2 separate regions of the Mus musculus genome follow, and region 1 is linked to region 2. Evidence: chromatin loops called from intact Hi-C (ENCODE). Cell type or tissue: left cerebral cortex. All regions are shown on one strand. Links, peaks and the distances in the headings refer to the core of each region. The heading gives the core; the rest is flanking DNA.

Region 1 (11,526 bases), core at 4,943-8,942, 270 kb before region 2:
ATATCCTCCGTCTCCTTTACCCCAGACATGAGATTATAGGTGCACACTGCATTACCTGGCTTTTACGTGGGTATTACGGATGCAAACATAGGTCTTCATGCTTCCACAGTAATCACCTGTCAACTGAGGCATTCCCTAGATTCTTTCTGGTCTTATTGCATTCGTGCAGGGACAGTCATTGCCCTTAGTGGGAAGAATAAAGAAAGATAAGTATATTCTATAGAGATTCTCTATATATTATTCCGTTTTTTTTCCAACTAGTTAGCCAGGCTTCCAAAGGAAAACAATGTAAAGGACTTACAAACTAATGACAGGAAATCCAGGGCCTAATCTATCAGTTCAGCAGCATTTCAGATGGCTTCCTGGAATCATCACCCTAACCACAGAAGCAAACCATTCCCATTTGTGGTGTCTAGTAGATGTCATTTTCCTCGAAAATGAAACATTACAACCTGGAGGAAGGCTGTGCAAGACACAGAGCATGAATAAAATAAGGTTCAGGTCATCAATCACTTACAAGTTTCAGGAAGTTCCTGAAACTTTGTGAGATTCATCAGGTTCCCTTTCCTAAGGTTATACACTCAGGTAAAGACAGCTGGAAGAAGAGACTCTCTCACAACATGAGCTCTCTTCAAGCCAAGAAGCTCTAAAGATGCATCTGAGATGGGCTTCATGGCAATGCATCTGCTTTTGAGTAAGGTGCTATAAGTAATCCTTAATCTGTAATCTTATAATAACCTCAATAAAATAATTTGTTTATCAAGTTGGACTTTGATATAATTCTTATATTATTTCTCTGAGTGTGTAGCTACTTCATGTCTTCTCCAGAAAAGACAAACAGCAGTGCCTCTTTTCTTATGACCTGTAAGGGTCATGGATTGACTAGAAGCCTGTAATTATAAAAGTATAGGAATATTTCTTTTAATTTATTTTATTTTAAACTAGGGGAGAGGTGGTGCAAAGGACAGACTTAGAGGCATCCTAAGGGTATCATTAACCTCTTTTCTTACTTTTTCCAGCTTTAGAGTCTCTTACTGGTCTGAAACTTGCCAAATAGACTAGGCTGGCTAGCCAGCAAGCCCTAATGATTTGCCTGTCTCCATTTCTCTGGCAGTTGGATTATAAGTACATGCCACCACACCCAGATAAACTTGTATAAAGAAAAACAAAACAACAATAACAAAATAAAATTAAGCAAAAGCAAACCAAACCATGCTTTAAGGTAGAAAATTCAAGTCTATATGCTTTCAAAGACAAACTCACTACCATCTGAGCCATCTCTAGAGTCCTTAGTGTGCCTATAGAAGTGACACTTTTCAGTCGATTCTTACAGGGCTCCTACCCACTAAATTAAAGAGTCTACTCTGTGAACCCTAAATGTTACCCTTTTTTTAGAACATCCCTGAAAACCACTTCTTTCCAGACCACTTTGCCTTTTCTATATATAGTGTGCTTTGGCACTGAGCCAGTGAGAGGCTTAGATTAATAGTCCCACAAATGTCACCGTAGGGATATTGCCAAGAATGCTTCCTTTACAACACCCTGTCTTCTTCTAGAAGACCCATGGGAGGAATTCCTGTCGGCTTCATCATCAGGAAAAGCTGAGCTCTGCTTTTCCTCTTAAAACCAGCATTCTTTGAAAATTGATTTCTCCTATTACATACACATTGTTTTCTGTAACCATGTGTTTTACCACATTCTTGTTTGGGCTATTGTAATGCTGAGGGTCACATTTTCAAACTGTTGATTGCAACAGTACAGATCTTATGGTCTGTATGTGATAGTCTCTAAGTTTATTTTGGCCTAATTATTGTTCCCTCATTTTCTTCTCAGAGATTATTGAACATAACAATCCCACCTCACTATTTATTTCACTCTTTGATGTTGTGGGCACTTTAGAAGCAGCTTCAGGCACAGCAAGAGTCAAAGAGAGAAAAAAGATAGATTTATCTCTTTCATAGTGCTGGGTCTAATTTACCTAGATGCCACAGTGTCAGCACAGTGGCTTTTCTGCCCAAGGCCGCCTCATCATGTCCCAGGTTCCATTTTACTGCTGTGTCTATATGTGAAGGAAGAATACATATTTCTAGGATCCATGAAGTTCACAAGTGGGGTGGGGCTGGTTTGTATAGAGGTGACACTTTTCAGTTGATTCTTACAAGGCTCCTACCCTATATAGAAAAGAAACACATGGTGTATCATGGGATACACTCCCTATCAATTCCAATCATTGCAACCTTCTTGCTGGTCTTCTCCATGATTAAAAACAGAGGCCCTTCTTTGGAAGTAGCTGCTAAATATCTAAATGGAAGAGAGAAATTAGGTACTTCTTGTATCACCTAGATTTTATTTAACCAAGAACTTCCTCAAAGGACTATTTTTTATGACTCTTTCTGGGTTTGTTTCTCCATCCACTTATAGATATTGCATAGTGGAGAAACTGTGGGAACAGACAGTCTCATGCAGCCTCCTGAGGATTCCAAGTGGTGCTGGCTTCTGGGATCCCCTGGTACCTTAAAATCCACAAAAATCATAACAATATATATACTATGTGTGTCCATGTCTTTGTGTGTTATACACATATGCTGTGCATGCATGTGGAAGCTAGACCAGGATGTGGGTGTCATCGCATGTTGCTCATGCCTTCTTACCTTGAGTTGAGAATTCTTACAGAACCTACACGCTTGCTGTTTATCTGCCGTTAGTCTGACTCTCAGAGAACTGAAATTTTCATTCAGTTTCTGCCCCCCAGTGCTATGTTGACAGGCAAGTTCGATCACACCTGGCTTTTCACATGGGTGCTGGTGATTTGAACTCAAGTCCTCATGCTTCCACAACAAGTGCACTTTAACACTGAACCATCTCTCTAGTCTCATATTTGCTCTTTCTGCTATCTAGTCTCAGTGTGTCTCTCTATAGAATGGATACTATAAAGCCTCTACTTCCTCACACAATGAGTGATCTATTACCTCAGTTATAATCCTTACCTAAAAGTCTTACCTATAAACTTTACTAGTATCTTTGGATGATGACTGAATTATGTAATGTAATAAAACTTCTACGATTGGGGAAATTTCTACCTTTTCCCCTCTCTTTCATTTTTATTTTGCAGATGACTAATCTAATAGCTCTTGGACTACGGTACTCTTAATAACCATCATAGGATCTGATAAAATGCAGATGCTTATCCCTTACCCCATTAAAAACAGGTTCCTTTGGTGATGGGAATGCAGGTGGCCCAGCTTCTAAGCCTTTCTACCAAAGAGTTCAAGCCACCAGCAACACCAGGGAGTTCATGTGAGCTTAATTATGTCACACAGTAACACTATGTCAGGCTCAGTATTATTGTTAGTTCTCTCTTCAATGATAACATTCTGTTGCCTAGAACTCAAGGGCATTTTCATTGAAAGCCAGGGGATTCTTCTCATCTGAACAGCCTCCATAATCACGCTGAACTCACATTTGAAAACTCCATTGTAGAAAACTCAATAGAAAGCAATGCAGTGAAATGTGCTTCTCTATGGCAAGGAAACCGATAACCTGTTATTGTGCACATTATCTGACAATGAGGAGGAAAGAGACAGCCCAGTACTGTGCATACTGCCCAATCCTGGGGGAAGAGACACCATAGGATTGTGTTCCTCATAATAATGGGAAGCAAATCGCCTACTATGCTCACTGTACAACATTGGGGAACAAACAGGCAGCTTATCAGCATGCTCACCTCTCAAGGATAGTGAGAGACTTAAGAGTCAGATACTGTTCTCCATGTACTACAACTAGGAGGAATCATGTTTCTCTGGTAGTTTGTCAGGGATGCCATAAGCCACAGATTGAGTGGATGTTAAAGCACCAAAATTGCAGCTGGGGAGATGGCTAAGAAGTTCAGGATGCTCTTACAGAGGACCTGAATTAGTTCCCAGCACACATAACATGCAGTTTATAACCACTTATGAGTCCAGTTCTAGGGGAACCGATATCTTTTTTGACATATGGCAACTGCATCCTCATGCACACACCTCCACACAGGCATACAGGGACAGATATAATTGAAGGTAAACATTAGTAGATCTGGGCAAGGCAGTGGGGGGCTTCCCTTTCATCCCCAGACTGGGAAGAGAGCTCAAAATGGGTACATTTTTAGTCATAAGAAATTAGATCTCCCATATATGAATTGTAAGGGAGAGAATTTATTGTGCAATTCAGACTGAGACAATATTATTAGAAACTCACTATAAAAGTGGATATAATTTATACATTCCTTAGCATTAGATCTACCTACAAACATTAGAAAACAGAAAACTAAAGCCAATAGCTACTTTTAAAGATACTTTTATTAAGTGCATGTGTGTGTGTGTGTGTGTGTGTGTGTGTGTGTGTGTGTATCTGTAGTAGCTAGAAGGCAGTATTGAATGCCCTAGAGCTGGAGTAAGTAAAGGTAGTGAGCTGCCTGTCGTGGGCTCTAAGATCCAAGCTCAGGTCCCCTGAAAGAATGGCAAATACTTTTAACTGCTGAATGATCTCCCTCGTCCCCCCAGACTATTATCTTATAATGCAGGTAATCTAATGAAAGGTTAGGGCTGAGACAACCCTAGAACACTAGTAGAAGCATTGCCACACAGCTGTGTTCCTTCAGCCATTCTGCCCCACCATCTATTCCACGTGGCTTTCTTTGAAAGTCAATCATGTCTACTACAACCCTAGAAATCTCATATCCATTTTTGCCATGGAGAGGAAATAATCATGAAGTCCAGGGAAATGTGTCCACCGAGTAATCTATTGAATAAATACAGGTGCACACAAACACTTATATGTATACATATAGTCAGCCCTTTGTTATAAATGGGTTGTATGCCAGGGATTATGGACAATGAGGACTGCATATATTAATGTGCCTATTTTACGTCATTATTCCTTAAGCAATATAGTATTATAATCATTTGCACAGCATTTGTCTTGGGTTGTTTCCTATAAGTCATCTATAAGTATATAAGATCTAGAGAATATAGGGGGATGTATATAAGCTATATGTGACTACTATGGCATTTGATATTAAAATATTGATATTTTGGTTCCTGTGAAGGATTCTGGAGCCAAATATCTTCATAAGATGAATAATAGATTCATATAATGGACAACTGTGTAAGCACATGTCAGAAGTTTTTCTTCCTATTTTATTGTCTATAACTAGTTCCTCTGCCTGTGTTCATAGCAGCCTTATTTATAATAGCCAGGAGCTGGAAAGAACCCAGGTGTCCTTCAACAGAGGAATGGATACAGAAAATGTGGTACATTTACACAATAGAGTACTACTCAGCTATTAAAAACAGTGAATTCATGAAATTCTTACCAAATGGATGGAATTAGAAAATGTCGTCCTGAATGAGGTAACCCAATCACAGAAGAACACACATGGTATATACTCACTGATAAGTAGATATTAATCCAAAGTTTGGAATACCCAAGATACATTTCATAGACCACATGAAGCTCAAGAAGAAGGAAGATCGAAGTGTGGATGCTTCAGTCCTTCTTAGAAAGGGGAACAAAATACTCAAGGGAGGAAATACAGAGAAAAAGTATGGAGCAGAGACTGAAGGAAAGGTCATCCAGATACTGCTCCACCTGAGGATCCATCCCATATACAGACACCAAACTCAGACATTATTACAGTTGCCAAGAAGTGCTTGGTGACAGGAGCTTGATATATCTGTCTCCAGAGAAGCTAGTGCCTGATAAATACAGAGGGAAATGTTCACAGCCAAACATTGGAATGAGCACGGGGTCCCAAATGGAAGAGTTAGAGAAAGGACTAAAGGAGATTAAGGGGTTTGCAACCCATAGGAAGAACAGCAATATCAACCAACTAGACCCCCCCCCCCCAGAGCTCCCAGAGACTAAACCACCAACCAGATTACCCATTGAGAGACCTATGGCTCCAGCTGCTATGTAGCAGAGGATAGCCTTGTCAGACATCAATGGGATGAGAGGCCCTTGGTCCTGGGAAGGCTTGATGCACCAGTGTAGGAGAATGCTAGGGCGGGAGGTAGGAGTAGGTGGATGGGTAGGGGAGGGAGGGGGATGGGATAGGGGGGTTGGTGGAACTATTGATTATATCAGGTGTTAAAACATGAAGAAGTAAATGGTAATGAAGAGATTGGAGAGAGAGAGTTGTCTTCTAGACCAGAGATAGAGGTAAGTGATGGGAGCTCTTTGCAAAATACCAAGAGCAAAAAAAGAATGTGGCATTACAAATAGAATATGACATTAGGAGACAGTCACCTCTTCACAGTCTATTCCTGACCAGGATTCACTGGAATCGTGAAGCAGGATTTGCTTTCCTAGGTGAAAGCAATTAGTCATCATCTGATAGGATGGGGCTGCAGATACAAGCACAGTTTATATTCACATAACCTCAGGTTGGATGCTTACTCCCACCACACAGAAGTCATACCCAACACTGCTGAGTATTCTCCGGGTTTGTCTCTGGAATAACTGCTTCTGTCAAGATGGTGCTAGACTGGAGGAGGCAGAGACACCCACTCGCAGCACGGACACTTTCCTACAATGCACCAGGCTGAGACAAGTAAAAAATTATGCCCTGGCAGATTTCTTTCTCAAAATATCCTCAAAATACTCTCTGCCTCATCCAGCGTTCTCTGGAAGGAAATGGGGTGTGCTATGAAGTTTGAGTGGAGAGGTGGAAGAAGATCACAGCACAAAGCTGACTCATCCTAGAAGCTCATTTTCTTTTCTGAGTCAGATTACCTATTCTGCCAGGGCACCTGCTCTCTACCAACCTTGGGCAGTCTATATCCACCACTCAAATGGAACTATAACCTTGTACTTCCAGGTATAAGCACACACCCATCAAAACCATCCACCAATGCCATGCTAAAGGTGAGGTCATGAGGGTCATCACACTGTTCTTGGTGGTTCTAAACTCTCCTAAACAAGAACCTTCTCTGAAGTCTGTTGCTAGGAGGAAAACACTTTTACTCATAAGTGGGCCCCTTGGGTAGTAAAGACTTGATAGCCAACGTTTATGCACGAACACATTTTTATGAGCTCAAAGGGATATCTGGTACTCGAGCAAGCCTTATAGCGAGATCTAAGAAGTCAGAACTCTGGAACCCATCTGTGAAAGCTTCCATGCCAAGGCACATTGGCTTTCTACATTGAGCCTGGTGTTTTCTTCAAACCCCAGGGTACCACCTTTCTCTTAATCACTGGATTTCTGCCACACATCATTTTTTTTCTTGGCATTGTCCAGGAGGAATAAGGATAGAAGGATAAATACTCAGTGAGGTAAGACAAAGAGATTAGATAGATGATGTAAATTCAAGAGTGATTCTGATGTATGTAAGGTTTTGAGTTCAAAGGTTCTGATTAAATCAATCAATGGGTATTACTAAGTTCAAGAGAGTAGAAAAATAAGTCTGTGTTGCCTACATCAATGTTCAATGTCCACACAATGCTTCACTTTGGGAGATAGAAGTGAGTGGGTACTATTTTTTTCACTAGGCACTTTTCCAGGGATGCTATAATTTAACCCAGTTCTGATAAAGTCAGGACCCAGAAAATAAGAACTCAGTCTGTTGAGTCCATTCCTATTTCAGCTGTTGGTTACAAGTCTAAGATTATGGCTCATATTTCACACTGAGAATTTATAAATTTGGGGTTCACAAAACTTGTGATTTATTTTTTAGAATGGCCAAAAGGGCTAAGGCAATTGCATTTATCCATTTGAGGAAATATTACCCTGTGTAGAGATGAGCAGCAGATAATAAAGGCACAAACAGAAGAGACACAACTGTCTACACCCTGAGGTGTTCCACTGTTTAGGAATCACCATGTGTTCTGCTATCTAGAAGTCCTTGGTTCCTGCTATTTGGGGCTCTCGTTAAAGCTTTGTTCTATAAGCATGTGACAAAAAAATACCAACTACTGTGATTAATGCAACTTGCAGCCTGCCTCCCCTGCCTAGAGAGGTTAGGTAGTAAAACTCAAAGTTGTGACCTTCCAATCACATGGTTGATACTGTTGCCAATCAGTTCCCATCCTGTGGATACCAAGGAGCTCACCAAAAGTGCCTTTATTAAAAAAAAGAAAGAAGAAGAAGAAGAAGAAGAAGAAGAAGAAGAAGAAGAAGAAGAAGAAGAAGAAGAAGAAGAAGAAGAGGAGGAGGAGGAGGAGGAGGAGGAGGAGGAGGAGGAGGAGGAGAAGAAGAAGAAGAAGAAGAAGAAGAAGAAGAAGAAGAAGAAGAAGAAGAAGAAGAAGAAGAAGAAGAAGAAGAAGAGAAGAAGAAGAAGAGAAGAAGAAGAAGAAGAAGAAGAAGAAGAAAAGAAGAAGAAGAAGAAGAAGAAGAAGAAGAAGAAGAAGAAGAAGAAGAAGAAGAAGAAGAAGAGGAAGAATTCTATGGTATCTTGAAAATCTGTTAAATACTCTCACTGCTGGGTAAATTTTAAGGGCCGTAGGTGCTCTGTGTCAGGAAGAGGTGACAAAAATCTATCATCTAGACTGAGAAACAAAAATATTTAAAGAGGCCTGATTGCTATTACTTAACAGCCCTAAATGTCTAACACACTGGACAACCTCTCAGTGACAAAGTATCTCCATATCTTTTAAAGGAAATAGAAATACAGACCTTGTTTTATGAAATTTCCAAATATTTAAATTTTGGTGTAAAAATAAAAAAGCTAGAACTACAGAAGGTAATTAGTAGGCTGCAAGTTTCTGACTTCTGATTACTGGTAGAGGTAGTAGTTCTGGCTTTCGGGAACTGGGGAATGGCCAGGAGTGAAGACTGACACTGAGCAATGACTTGCCTTTAAAGTAATAGATTGCATAAAAAATACCTAGATCCTGCAGCATCCATCACTCGATACATTGAAAGGCATAGCTTTCTGTGGGTACCCCTCAAACATCCCACTTCTGTAGGCAATATCGACAGCTGCCTACAGACATCAGCTGCTTGGCATCTGCACGATTTCCCAAGTGTATGGAAGGCTCGGGTGGGAGAAAGTAAAACATTTTGACATCAGGCTGAGCTTCTCAGTTTTCTAATATAGTATGCATGCCATCCCCCCCCTTGGGAATCAATGCTCATGAATTCATTAAGTTCTGGAGACCGTAATATTTGCCAGAATACAAAAAAACAATCGCCTGAACATAAATTGCAACGTAGAAAAACTTTTGTAATTTAATTTTCCAGTGAATATAAAGAGGATATACGTGACTGTAGCTTCAATGCACTAATAATCAGATGCAAATGAGGTAGGAACATATTCATACTCAAGAGGGTGGGAGTAGGCAATTCAATGTCTGGAAAAGAAGAACACGGCTGTCCATTCTGTATCACTGGCAAATGCAATACAGGAAAATGGAACCAAGTGCCTTGGCTATTAATTATTGATTTATTATTGGACTGAGGATTTAATAGCTAGTTAATTTAATAGTAGGAGACTCTGTATGTGTGTGTGTAAGTGTGTGTGTGTGCGTGTGTGTGTGTGTGTGTGTGTGTGTGTGTGTGTGTGTTGAAAAGACAGCCAACCACCTTCCCAGGCAGCTGAGCAATTTAGCCTCAGTGGGCTTAGCTTACTCAGCCTGTATTAACGTGGGTAACTCAGTTGACTCATTTGTATTAAGGAATCATTTGATCCATCAGACAAGTTTTTCTGGGTATTTCAGATGAGTAAATACATGTATTTGTATTTTGGTTCTATGTCGTATAGTCTCTTTCTTCTTTTAGACTACCTTTGGGTTTGTCCCCAAGAGGACACCGCACTAAAGGGTCCTTTGGGAAACAGTGCTAGTCAAGTCTCAGACAACTCCAGAGCCTTTACAAGACACTAAGGGCTTCCCTCCAAGGTTATGTAAAAAGCAACAACTACTAGGGAGAGGAGAACCTCTGATCAGTGGAGTTGCTGGCAAGTTGTTTAGGGAGCCTCATGGGGTATAACTTTCCCAAGTCATTGGCTATGTACTGTTTGTGGTAAGTAAACACTTGTCTACATTTTCCCATGGTACCAGAAAAAGACACACAACTGCACTTTTTGATGCACAAGCAAATCGAGGCAGGGCTGGTGAGGAAGGAGGGAGAGAGAGAGAAGGAGAAAGAGCTCTGAACTCCACAGCTGCTGATTTTAAGCTCACTGACCTGGGCACTATAAGAGAAATCCAGTCTTTACTGGAATATCTGGACTTAAAAAAATTTATTTGATCACTTGCTATCATTAGAAAAATCTAAACTTCCAGCTTTATTGTCAGTAGTTACTCCTGAGACTGATCTTCTCAGCAGGCAGTGAGGGTATGTAGAACCATTTGATTTGTGTGAGGGTGGTCTCCTTCCTACTATGGCATTTGAAGAATATAGTGAATGCTGCAGAATTTTACAGGACATAGGGACTATTGCTATAGAAAAGGTATAGGCTGTTTCTTGCACTTCTAACTGCTTCATCCCTCCACACACTTATTCTAGATGAACCAAGTGCTTTCTGTGCAGAGAAACAGCTCATCTAGGTTAACATAACGTACAAGGACCCTACCCAAAGGATAGACACCTAATAAGCCAATAAGCTGGAGTCTGACCTGGCTTGAGTTATTGCTTCTGCTTTTATTAACTTCTGTGTATCCTTATATAGATTGCTTCTGATCTCTGAAGTCTAAGTTTTTGAGACTTATGGTTGTAGTGAAAATCGAATGAGAAATGTTTGTAAGCTACTTAGTATACGACCAGCTACCTAGTAAGCAATCCATCAACATTGAATGCTGATGCTGGATATATTTTCTTTTTCAGAGGCATCTGTATTTTTGAAGTGGCCTGCATCACAGGTTAGTTAACTGTTTCATGAACTTGTGGATATTGGGCATTATTGATGTTTTGATGTCTTGATGTTTGTAGGACCCATTGGAGCATCTAATTGCTTCTTCCCTGTACCCCAGTCACTTGACCATACAAGAAGTCAAGCCAATTCCAGGGCAATATTTGTCTAGGAAATGGGCCACAATTGGCCACTCTAGTTTATGTTAAGCAATGCAAGAGAGTGTCTATGCACTAACAGAGACCTAGGCTGGGAGGTCCCAGAAAGCATTCAAGGGCTTCATGTCATAGGAGCTTCCTTATCTACCTCCTGGACTTTGCCAGGCATAAGCAGTTCTACTTTTTCAGCTTTGGTTTTTGCCTGACATGTGAAAGATGAGCTATTAACGATACTAAATTAATAACAGTTATAGAGTATATTTGAGAAGATCATAAAAATATCAGTAATGTCATCATGTCAAGCAAAGTTTCTGATGGTTTTTTTTAAATTATGCATGCCTTTTATTTTTTCCCAACATTGATCCAGAGCTTTCAGAGGGACATTAATCTACCTGACCACATCAGAATCCTTAATTATTCACGTCCAGCAATATATCTAATTCTACAGAAATTCCCCATGGACTTGCCATTGTTGAAGCAGAATTTGGCAGCTCAGCTCTGCTCTCTCCGTTGATCCCAGCACAACCCCACAACCCCCTCAAGAG
Region 2 (11,526 bases), core at 4,113-8,112:
CATCTCATTTTCAGAATGGACTTGTGAACAGCCTCTGACCCATCTTCTAAGAATATTTGGGAGAAACTCGAAAGCAAATTGTCATTCATATTGGCCAGAAGGCTGACATCAAATCTGTCCCAGCACAAGTCTGAAAGGCTCAGCCTGACTTCCACCTGCACTCCTCCTCCCTTTCTTTGCCATTTTGTTGTACACACGACTCTCTGTTTCTGGTACCTTCTGGCAGAATTCCCTTCCAGATACGGGCTCCAGGTCAGTATATAGTAGTCAACCAGGCAGAGAGGAAATACTGACTTCTGTTTCACAGGAGGTACAGGCTTTGAAGGTTTCTGGGAAGGGACATTTTGACATCATGGAAGATATACTCACCAAACAAATAGCATGTTCAAATAGAAAGGTTTTTTTAAAAGATGGATTAGCTGTTGCCATTAATCTAAACAAAGAAGCAAACCAACAAACAAAAAAGCCCTCTTGGTCATTCTTTAGATATTATTCTTAATGACAGTTAGACATCTTAGTGACATCTTGTTTATTCTCATCTATAACCCTCACTCTCTCCTTCCCTTTCTCAGTATTTTCCCATATCTCTGCCATTCCATCTTCTCTCGCCCTCTATCTTTTCCTTTAACCAAATCAAACTGTTCCTCTAGTCAAGGCCAAGTTCTGTGCAGCTGGCAATGAAGTGAATCAAGACTCGGTGAGCTTCAATCTGTTGCTTAGCACCAAGGTTGCTTGGCTACATCTCTCGTGACAACTGGCCTTTGCTTTGGACTCCTTATGCATATCGGCTATACATTAAGCATCTTGGTCAGGAGGGGGCATTGGGTTAGAACTGACTTTCACAGTCCTCTCCTGAACTGCCTAAGAGTGGTAAGAGCAAGAGGGTATGTTAAAGGAAGTCAAATTGTGTTGTGCTGAGATGCAGGTAAAATGTAGCAGTGAGAAAGAACTCACCACAGAGAAGAGTAATGCAAGGAAATCTGATGCACAGAGCTCTAAAGGTGTCTTCATGCCAGCATAGGAATGAAGGAGCTGCAGAGGAAATATAGCCAGGAACGTTAGGGAGAGTGTTTCTCTCTCTCTCTGTCTCTCTCTGTCTCTGTCTCTCTGTCTCTCTGTCTCTCTGTCTCTCTGTATCTCTCTGTCTCTCTCTGTCTCTCTCTGTCTCTCTCTCTGTCTCTCTCTGTCTCTCTCTGTCTCTCTCTCTCTCTCTCTCTCGCTCGCTTGCTCGCTCTCTCTCCCTCCCTCTCTCTCTCCCTCTCTCCCATGAATTACCATCTGTGTATGCAATTTGTATCTTTGAGAGAAGAAGAGTGGGGGGGATGCATGGGGGATGATGAAGACCCTTGTAAAAGGAGCTGAAGCTCCAGGAAAAGAAGTAACAATGTTAGTCCTTTGGGTAAAAACCACAGCAGAATTAAAGGGTGGAGTCTCCATGCCTAAAACGCTAGCATTCCGTGGAGTCTTCGGGCATATCCTGCTGTATCTTTCTGAGATACAGAAATCATAAATGAGGACAAGGGGAAGATAGGAAAGTTGTGTGTAACAGGATCAAGAAACACCACACAAAGCAGAAGAAATAGCCCTGTATGGAGTTTATGAAAGGCACTAAAAAAAAACCTCCAGAACTGTATCCTGGAGAAAGAAGGTCTCCAAGGGGAATAAAGAACAAGACACCAGGCCAAGATGTGATGGCATGCAGTAGGGTAGCTAGGAGTTGATAAATGACACATGAGGAAGAATGAAGGGAAAAGGGTAACTCTCAAAGTGGTTGCAGGAACAGGGGTGAACAGGAGGAACAAGCTAAGTTAGCTGGAATAAATGAGCATCCACATTCACCTCTGCCTGTGTCTTATGCACTTGCTGCAGCATCCCTCCTGAGTCTAAAGCAATACTTCAAGCTACTACGCTTACTGAGCATCTATACATGAAGTTATACATATAAATAAAGTTTTGTTATTAAAGGCCAGGCATAATGGTGCATGTCTTTCTTTGTTAATGATGTTTCGGGTTTTTCTTTCTTTTTTATTTTGTTTTGTTTTTGTTTTTGTTTTTGTTTTGGTTTTGGTTTTGGTTTTGGTTTTTGAGACAGGGTTTCTCTGTGTACCCCTAGCTTCCCTGAAACTCACATTGCAGACCAGGCTGTCCTCAGACTCAGAGATTTGCCTGCCTCTGGCTCAGGAGTGCTGGGATTAAAGGTGTGCATCACCACCACCCAGAGAATGGTGCATATCCTTAATACCAACTTTCAAGAGGAGGAAGCAGGCAGATCTCTGTCCAAAACCAGCCTGGGTTACATGATGACATACCATCTTTACAAAATTGTTATAGAGGTTCCAGGTTGAAGTAGTTGGGGGACCAAAAACAAAACAATTTTCTTCCTAATATTACTTTGTCCAAATAAGTCCTTCCTAGGGATTAATTTTCCTTATATTTTGAAATGTCAAGAGAGTGCATTTTCCCAGAGAATAAAAATAACGTGCTCTGTACTAGAAATTCATAACTTCTCAGACAGAGAGTTAAAGACTGAGGGATGCTCAGCCTTGAATGGGACACTTTCATCACTGCCTCTTCACATGCAGAAAAACTCAGGGAACATTGGAGAAGAGGAGACAGAAAGATTGTAAGAACCAGAAGTTGGGAAAGATTACAGCAAAATAATATCTCTGCACATGCTCAGAGGGCTGTTATACTCATGAACTCATAGTAGCTGTGGCTCCTTTATGAGACCTTCATAAGATAAAGCCAAGCAAAGTTCCAGCTTCAGGGTGGGGGCTCATGAGTCCCCATCCCTATCTGAGGACCACCCCAGTGGTGGACACTGGGGAAGAGAGGTTTTCCTAATCCACGTGGCCCCTGGTAAGTTCCCCATGCTGCCGAGGATGGGTTCATGTGTATATGAACCTCACTAATCATATTCAGTGAAGGACAGGATGAGGAAGAAGAGAACATTAAGTTGGAAAACAGATGAGTTGGGATCTGGGAAGAATTGGAGGGAGAAGTGGGGGCAGATATACTCTAAAATTCATGGATGATGTTAGCAAAGAATAAATCAAAAGAAAAAAAGACCTTGGTGCCTCCCAAGGCACATGGGTTTAGATGCCTGGCTATGTGCCTAGCAATCTCTATTTATGACAGCTCTTTGTTGACTCTGAGGAGCCATCAGGCCCTCTAATGATCCCCAAGTTTTCTTCAATGTTCACATTTGATGTGCCAGGCTGAGTGTGAGAAAATAGCTTAGACTTGGAAGTCATATCATATCATCTTTAGGTGTCTTCATCTAGAATAGAAGCAGGAAAAATATAAACAGTCTGTTTAAAGGTAAGCAGTCTCTGGGGCACATGGCCCCCAAGTTTCCCGTGTAATGAGTAAGAATTACTTATCACCAGTGGACTGTCCCTCACACATCAAACCAAACCTGCCAGAATCCACACTGCTTTTCTGTGACGTTTTTCTTTGCCCTGTACCCTTTGGCAAATCCTGGTTGTGAGTGCAAAGTACTTAGTACTAAGTCATACACAGCTAAAGGAAAGTTCTTGACTTCCCTGAACCCCACCCCCTAGCTCTAACTGATGTCTCAATGGCAACACATAAATCAATCAATGGAGTACTCCAAGAAGCTGGAGCCCATGGTCAGAGGCAAAACTGAGTATCTAGTATTCTCCTCTCAGAGGAACTTATTCTTCCAATAGTTGTCTTGAAGGTATTGATGTCTGTAGTCATTAATAATATATAAAATAGTAACCTTTCTCTCTAAGAAATCCCAGGAGATGAGGAAGACTGAAGAGTCTCTGGAGTCATTCATGTATGCACTGGGAAGAGACTCTGGCATCATCTATGTATGCACTGGGAAGACTCTGGTGTATCATCATCAGCCACCAGGGGCTATACCTGTCTGAAGATAGATTTTGTAAACTTAAAAGAATAGAGAGGATTTTGTGGTTAATAAATGAAGTCTGTTTTTTAATCTTTCACAGAACACAACCCAGAACAGCAGGTACCTCAAAGCTGCCAATTCCAAACCACAAGTAAGGGACACTGCCTCTTACAGCATCCCCTGACTCCTCACACATTAGCATCTCCAGATTTCTCTAGAGAATAGGGACCTGATAGATGATGGAAACTAAGCTCTGTGATGAGAAAACAGTATCAGTTTTGTAGAGATCTCCCACTCCAGTGACAGGGATGATGATGATGATGATGATGATGATGATGATGATGGCAGCAGCTAAGGGGAGGAGCACCTATGCCTAGGCACGGATCAGACCAGAAACCACCAGCTACCTGGCCATGACAGTTTCACTGGAATAACTACTATTAAATGAATGATGAGATTGGGTGTTTCAGAACTGACGAATGATAAAATGATAATTTTGATTCTATCACAGCCTTCTCTAATATGCAGAGTCATTAATATGTGACTCTCTGAGTCTTCCTGGTCATGAGAAGGTGGCTAAGCCCAGGAAAGGGAAAAGATCCTTGAGAAGCTGCTTCTGCTGAGAGAATTGCCTTCTGTAGTGCTTGGAAGACACCAGCTACAATTCTCTGGTCTACTGTTACATGTAATCATGTGTATGTGTATGTGCATGTGCGTTAATATAAAGGAATGGCCAATGTATGAGATCCCCACATATGTACACATATGCCTGAATCTTCTGTTTGCAGTGCAAGGTGGAACCTCTGGCAGCCATGCATAATGAGGCAGGCACAGAGGTTTGGGGGTTGCCAGCCTTTCTCTGATAGTCACATTAAGTGCTATAGGCACTTGACTTTATGGCTTCTTCCTCCTGCATATTAATCAGCCAAGATCACTCCCTGCAGTGGCATTTCAAGTCTGGTGGCAAGGCGGTAGTGATAGAGAAGAACTCTTGCATCATCCAGGGAGCCCCTCAGGTCAGTAGGATTCTTCCCATCTCAAAGCTCAAAATATAAAGGAAGAAAGAAAGAGGTGGGCTGCTCTCATGTCTATGCCTTGCAGAACCTCTCTGCTCAGAGGCAACATTCTCTTCTTAATAGCATCCTGGAATGCAGATCACCTGGAAAAGTCAGGAGAGCGTTCTCAAGGAGTCCCAGTCTTGCAATTGGGTGGGAGAGCCTGTCCGCACAGCTGCCATTGCTTCCTGCTTGAAGTGGTCTGGGAGGCAACAGAATATGCATCAGGAAGATGCCCTCTGCTGACTCCAGATTAGGAGCTGGCTTCTGCTCATCTGCATCTTATCCCTTCTCCCCTCTCCTCTCATCCTCATCCTCTCTATGGATTCTTTTCCTGGGTGGCCCTTCTCCTGACATGGAACCCCTCTATTATTTGCTAAAGCAGAATTCTGGCAGTTCTGTAACCTGAGTCCCAGAAATGACAGGAAGATCCAAAGGCTCACATAGAAGGCAAAGAAATGGCAGTGGAAGTATGCATAAGGGCAGCTCAGCCAGCTGACCCTCCAGCTCCCTCACAGCTTACATCCTTCTCCCTCAGCACCTCAGGCCTGGCCTGCCCCACACCCCTTCTGCAGCTGTAGTATGCTGAGCCTTCTGCAGCAACAGCAGCAGCAGCAGACATGATTGAGAGGCCAGGAGACTGCCTGCCAAGGAGTCATTCTAGCTTCGCCTTCCCATTTCCCTTCTCTCTTGGCCCAGCAGCCAGGTACAAAAAACAACAGTGCCCACGGTTTACACAGAGCTTCTCATCCAGGAAATCTCAAAACGCAAAATCAGCCAGCCAGACTGATTACACTCATTTTTTTCTGGTGGAGGAAAGTGCCTTTTCTGGAAGGGAAGTCGATTGCCAAAGACTCTTCTAACTTCCCACTGAGAGAAGATGCATACTGGACCTGGGCATCTCCTCCCAGGAATCCTGCGATGCCCTCTTGCCACTGCTGCCCTTGCTTCTGGGTCTCTGGATGTTAAGGATACAGATCATGGGAATTAATCCAAAGGTTCTCCCAAAGCCCGAATTCTAACCATAGAAGGAAGGACAGATTCATTCCCCCAGTCCTCCCCCCTACACATACCGAGTAGTTCCTGTTTTCCAGTACAGAAAGAGATTTGCCACTCCAAGCCTGTGTTCTCTCTATTCCAATTCAGCTAAACCCCATAATCCTAACTGGGGTGCTAACCATCAGGAGAAGCCCAGTGACTCACCTGATTGTTATTCTTCTGTGACTTCTGTAAACACCCAAGAAAATGCCAGAGTGTTTCTTCTCTCTTTTATATGGGCACAAATACCCTTTAGACTAGTTCCCCACCACAGGTCTCTTGTTTCGTGCTGGGAGACTGGAAGTCTATGTAGTTATAGTGAAGCAAGGGAATAAAAAGGAAAGAAATGAAAAGCAGGCTGGGGGAAGGGAGGAGGGAGGAAAGAGGAGAGGAGAAGAGAAATGACCACAGTAGGAAGGGCATGGGGAGGGAGGCAGCTGCGGTGGTTGCAGGCATCACTCTTGGGTCTATGCCAGGGGCTTCAGACACTGTGTTAATCTACTCTGGCCTCCATAACAAAGTACCACAGGCTGGGTGGCTAAAACAACAAAGATTTATCTTTTCACCATTCTGAAGGCTAAAATTCCAAGACCAAGTTGTGAGCAGTGTTTTCTCTTAAGGCTCCTTAAAATGCAGGTAGCGTGTTCTCTGTTTCAAAAAGCTCTCCCTCTCTCTCTCTCTCTCTCTCTCTCTCTCTCTCTCTCTAGCTCTTATTCTTGCTCTCACTCTCTCTACCCCCTGGTGTATGTGTGTGTGTGTGTGTGTGTGTGTGTGTGTGTGTGTGTACTCAGGCGGGTCCTAGCCTTCTAAGGACACCAGTCATATTGGATTGGAGCCCATTCTAATGACTCATTTTTAACTTAATTACCCCAATCAAAGGTATCAAGTATACTTGCAGGTTACATCCTAAAATACTAAGTCTTAGGTCTCCTTCATATGAATTGGGAATAGAGAGCAAGCAGGGCACAAGGCAGCTCTTTACATGTATAATTTCTCTAGCCCTCACAACACCTCCTGGGAGTACAAATTATCCCCATTTTTTAAAAAATTATCCCCATCTTATAGAACACAGCAACATAAGGGAAATTTTAGGCAGCATGCCCAAAGTCCTCAGAAAAGTCAGATAAACTGAGCATCAGGTCCAGCTCTCTCTAGAGTTGAGCATGGTGATCACAACACACTGCCCCTCATTTAGATTGACAGCTAGCATGTGGATGGGAAAGAATGTGGTGGTCTTTGAACTAATTAGGACAAACTCCACTCCTTCTGTCACCCATGACTGAAGAAATGGAATGGAGATCTGTTTTAGAAACTCACCCTCAAAATGTGTGGGAGCTGCTGTGAAAGCCAGGGTTAACCAGAAGCTTTCCCTCATTTTAGTCAGTTTGTGTAGAATATATGTCCAGGGAGGAGGTGTGAGCCTAAAGCAAACATCTAGTTCTATTGCTGTTTATTAGAGCTTCCAGAGTCAACATACATAGACATGCCAACATAGAAAAGGTTGGGAGATCTGTCTAACACAGTCAGTTGAAGAATGTAATTACCATGAAGAAGTTGTGATGAGACACCCACATTCTTTTTAAATTTAATTTTATTCCTTTACTTATTCACTTTACATCTCACTCACTGTCCCCTCCCAGTCATGCCCTCCCACAATCCTGCCCCCATTCCCCATCCCTTTCTCCTCTGAGTGGGTGTAAGTCCCTCATAGTATCTCCCCAACCCTGGCACTTCGTGTCTCTGCTAGCCTAGTTGTTTTCTCTCCCTCTGAGTCCAGACAAGGCAGCCCAACTAGTACAACCTATTCCACATATAAGCAGCAGTTTTTGGCATAGCTCCTACAACAGCTGTTCGGGATTCACATGAAAGTCAAGCTGTACATCTGCTACATATGAGGCCAAGGTCCAGCCTATGTATGTTCTTTGGTTGGTGGTTCAGTCTCTGAGAGCCCCAAGGGACCAGGTTAGTTGACTCTGTTGATCTTCCTGTGGAGTTCTTATCCCCTTCAGGGTCCCACAATCCTTCCTCCTGTTCTTCCATAAGAGTCCCCAAGCTCCACCCACTGTTTGGCTGAGGGGAGACACCCTCTGGGACTGGAATATTTACTTCATTAGCCTTCTGGATGGTGTTATGGTTTTGAATGTGAACTCTTCCACATAGACAGACACATGGGTTTGAGTAGTTGATCTCCTCCTGATGACACCATTTGGGAAGTTTGGGGAGACTTTAAAAGGCAGCTCTGTTCTTCAAGAAGCTTTGAAAAAACAGTGAAGTGTAATACCTTAGTCCCATTGCTGGAATGAAGTTGCAATGTAAGAAGCTACCCATCCCACAAAACTGCTGTCACCATGCCTCCTCCCCACCCCACTGTGATGCAATGTGTTTCCGTAAGAGTAATAACATTGTAACTCAAAGTAAGCCCTGTCTTAAGTCATTTCTCATCACATATATGGAAACAGAATTGAGAAAAGCAACTGACAGAGATGCTAGCACCTCTGAAGATGGGAGTCACCTCTTTAGCCTTTATGTCTCAACAAGGTTTGGCATGCAGAAGATGCCTAGACTATCTCTGTGAACAAGAGAGAAGTGTTTGGAAATATGATTCCCTAACTCCGGAAGTGGGGCTCTGCATGAAAATTCACAAAATAATTAACAGTGAATAATAATAAGAATTCATCTCTTTCACAGATTTTTCCATTCCTGGGTAGCTTTCTATTACTATGGTAGAGTGGGGAGCCTCTGACCCATGCATTTCTCATAGTTCTCCTGCAACTAATGAGTATGCTAGGGCATTTTCTCATGGATGTAGCAGAAGATAGAATCAACTGTCCAAGCATAAATTAAAATCCTGCTTCCATTCTTACATTTCCCAGCATCCCTTGGACCAAAGAAAGACCCATGACCCAGTTCCCTAGTCAAGGGATGGGAAGGTACTTTCTATCTCAAGGCCATGGCAGGGTCTATCTCTTGCAAAGGGCAAAGAACCCCTATGGTAAATGACCCAATCATCACATCCCCTTTCTGACTTCCAGCCATTTTCATGCTCCATTACATATTACAGTCTGATAGAACTCACACATTACACTAAAGGAAGCCATAGCAGGAACTCAAAGAGGGCAGGAACTTGGAGGCAGAAGCTTATGCAGAAGCTGTGGAGGAGTGCTGTTAACTGGCTTGTTCCCATGACTTGCATAGCCTGAATTCTTATAGCATCCAGGATCACCTCCAGTCCAGGTATGGACAGCACTGCTCACAGTGAGCTGGTCACTCCCTCATCAACCATCAATCAGGTAAAGGTACCACGGGTTTGCCCATAGGCCTATCTTGTGGGAGCATTTTCTCAAATTTGAGATGATATCTTCCACAATGACTCTATCTTGTGTCAAGTTGACAAAAAGCTAGCTAGCACATATGATGTGACTTCTACCAGAAGTCACAAGTAACATCTGGCAGTGACTTTCTCTGAAAAATCATCAGAGTCTACCCCAAACTAGCTATGACCTTTTCCTCTAGGTAAAGAGAACCAGAAGTCTACAAAACTGATGTCTATTCTCCAAGGATCTTGCTTCTCGGGTCTTTAAAAACCCTTTTAATTTAAAAGGACTTTTGAGCCCAGGTTTTGCACAAACACAATCACATGGAGGCATGATAAAGTGGTTTCTTAAGTGGGCAGCCCAAGGCAGAGCCAAAGGTCATCCAGGAGTCTGAAAGCACTGTGAGAACAACCGATTTCAAAAGCATTGCAATCTGGCACAGTCTTAAATACCAGGATATTCCTTCATACTAACTTCTACCCCAAATCACTGAGTTAGACCGCTGTCCAGCTTTCAATTTTATTGATGATGAAGTTTCCCAAATAAACATCTGTTGTTGAGCAATCAGGTGGGATGATACTGAAGTCTGGCATAAAATGTATACAGTGACAACATAATGATCCATTTCTCTGTGTGTTTGGTTAGAATGCCCCACCCTTTTTCCTTTTTTAATAGATATTTTCTTCATTTACATTTCAAATGCTATCCCCAAAGCCCCCTATACCCTCCCCCTGCCCTGCTCTCCAACCCATCCACTCCTGCTTCCTGGCCCTGGCATTCCCCTGTACTGGGGCATATGATCTACCCAAGACCAAGTGCCTCTCCTACCATTGATGGCCAACTAGGCCATCCTCTGCTACATATGCAACTAGAGACACAAGCTCTGGGGGTGGGGGGTGGGGTGCTTGTTAGTTCATATTGTTGTTCCTCCTATAGGGTTGCAGACCCCTTTAGCTCTTTGGGTACTTTCACTAGCTTCTTCAATAGGAGCCCTGTGTTCCATCCAATAGATGACTGTGAGCATCCACTTCTGTATTTGCCAGGCACTGGCATAGCCTCACAAAAGAGAGCTATATCAGCATCCTGTCAGCAAAATCTTTCTGGCATATGCAATAGTGTCTGGGTTTGGTGGTTGTATACGGGATGGATCCCTGGGGCCCCACCCTTTTTCATACAGAGCTGACCTGAGTACAAATTTCTGTAACTACACATCAGACACAATATGGACTCAGCAATGGTTGTCGTTCTTGAGGCTGAGAGCATGAAACTCTCCGCGATGTCCTATTTCATGTGAACTTAGCAGAATCCACCTTTCCCAGCCATTATTTCCCATCTACAAACATGTGTGTGGTCAGTAACCCGTGACTCAGGGGGTCTTGGTGTAGCACAACAGAGGATGATGTCCTTGCACTTGGCAAGCAACTTTGTAATAAGTAAGTCTAATCTCAAGAAACTGAGATGATGAAGATCAGTGTCTGGGAACCAAGTCTATGACAACCTGGCAGGAGGAGGATCAACCTGTGTGTATCTTTAAGAAGGCTTAATATTGTCAATTTGATATGATCTACCATCACCTAGGAGACAAGCCTCCAAGCACATATGCAAGTAGTTATCTAGATTAAGTTAGTCCCTGATATGTTTGTAAAGGTGTGGGGGATGTGGAAGTCAACATTGTGAGGGAAAAAGTGGGATAGAGAGGAAGGTGCCACAGTCTCCTGCGACTCCTCAGAGAGTCTGCCAAGCATATTACATCAAAGATGTTTCCCAAAACACATGTGGGACAGCAAAAGGGAACCAAGGCCAGGGTGGTGGCTGCTTTCTCCATCCTCATGGAAATCCTAACAGGTGATGATGTTCCTTCTGAGTTACGTCATCAGCCAGGGCTTTCACTGGGGCATAGTAATGACATGGTGAAATGTGATTGGCCAGGGATTTAGGGACTTGGGATTGACTCAGACACTGCATATAAGTTTTTCTACTGGACAATAAACTCAAATATGCACCCTGATATTGGTCTCTGGGAATCTGATTCCAGGTATTTATCATGTGACTCTCACACCTTCCTCCACTCCACTCCACCCCACTCTCCATCCACTCATCCCCATCTTCAGACCTGTTCCCACAAAAAGGTATTATCTAGATCAGGTTAATAGAGCCTAGAACACTCATCCCAAATGTGGGCGCCAACACTCCCAGGGATTGGATCTTGGACAGCATACAAAGAAACAAGATGGGGCTAGAG

The links. A loop is a pair of places that touch in the nucleus more often than their neighbours do. Peaks named below come from ENCODE experiments on the same cell type or tissue, not always from the same donor. Only the 100,000 strongest peaks of a DNase experiment are listed, where the experiment ranks them.
Region 1: it touches region 2 in a loop (7-fold over the local background); 2 of 42 quality-filtered maps call a loop at or near these places.

Annotation. Positions count from the first base shown.
Region 1 is chr14:71,722,195-71,733,720 of GRCm38, forward strand. Gm34819 (a long non-coding RNA gene) reads left to right here. Exons shown (of 3, transcript XR_383575.3): 2 at 10,799-10,833; 3 at 11,430-11,526. Among named protein-coding and RNA genes, the nearest start is that of Gm34998, 42 kb to the right of the region's middle. In left cerebral cortex, for the core only: no CTCF peak of the experiment used is centred there; a DNase peak (open chromatin) is centred at 6,535; H3K27ac peaks cover 1,784 bases.
Region 2 is chr14:71,996,905-72,008,430 of GRCm38, forward strand. No RefSeq gene overlaps it. Among named protein-coding and RNA genes, the nearest start is that of Gm35079, 40 kb to the right of the region's middle. In left cerebral cortex, for the core only: no CTCF peak of the experiment used is centred there; DNase peaks (open chromatin) are centred at 5,122, 5,663, 5,976, 6,406 and 2 more places; H3K27ac peaks cover 1,192 bases.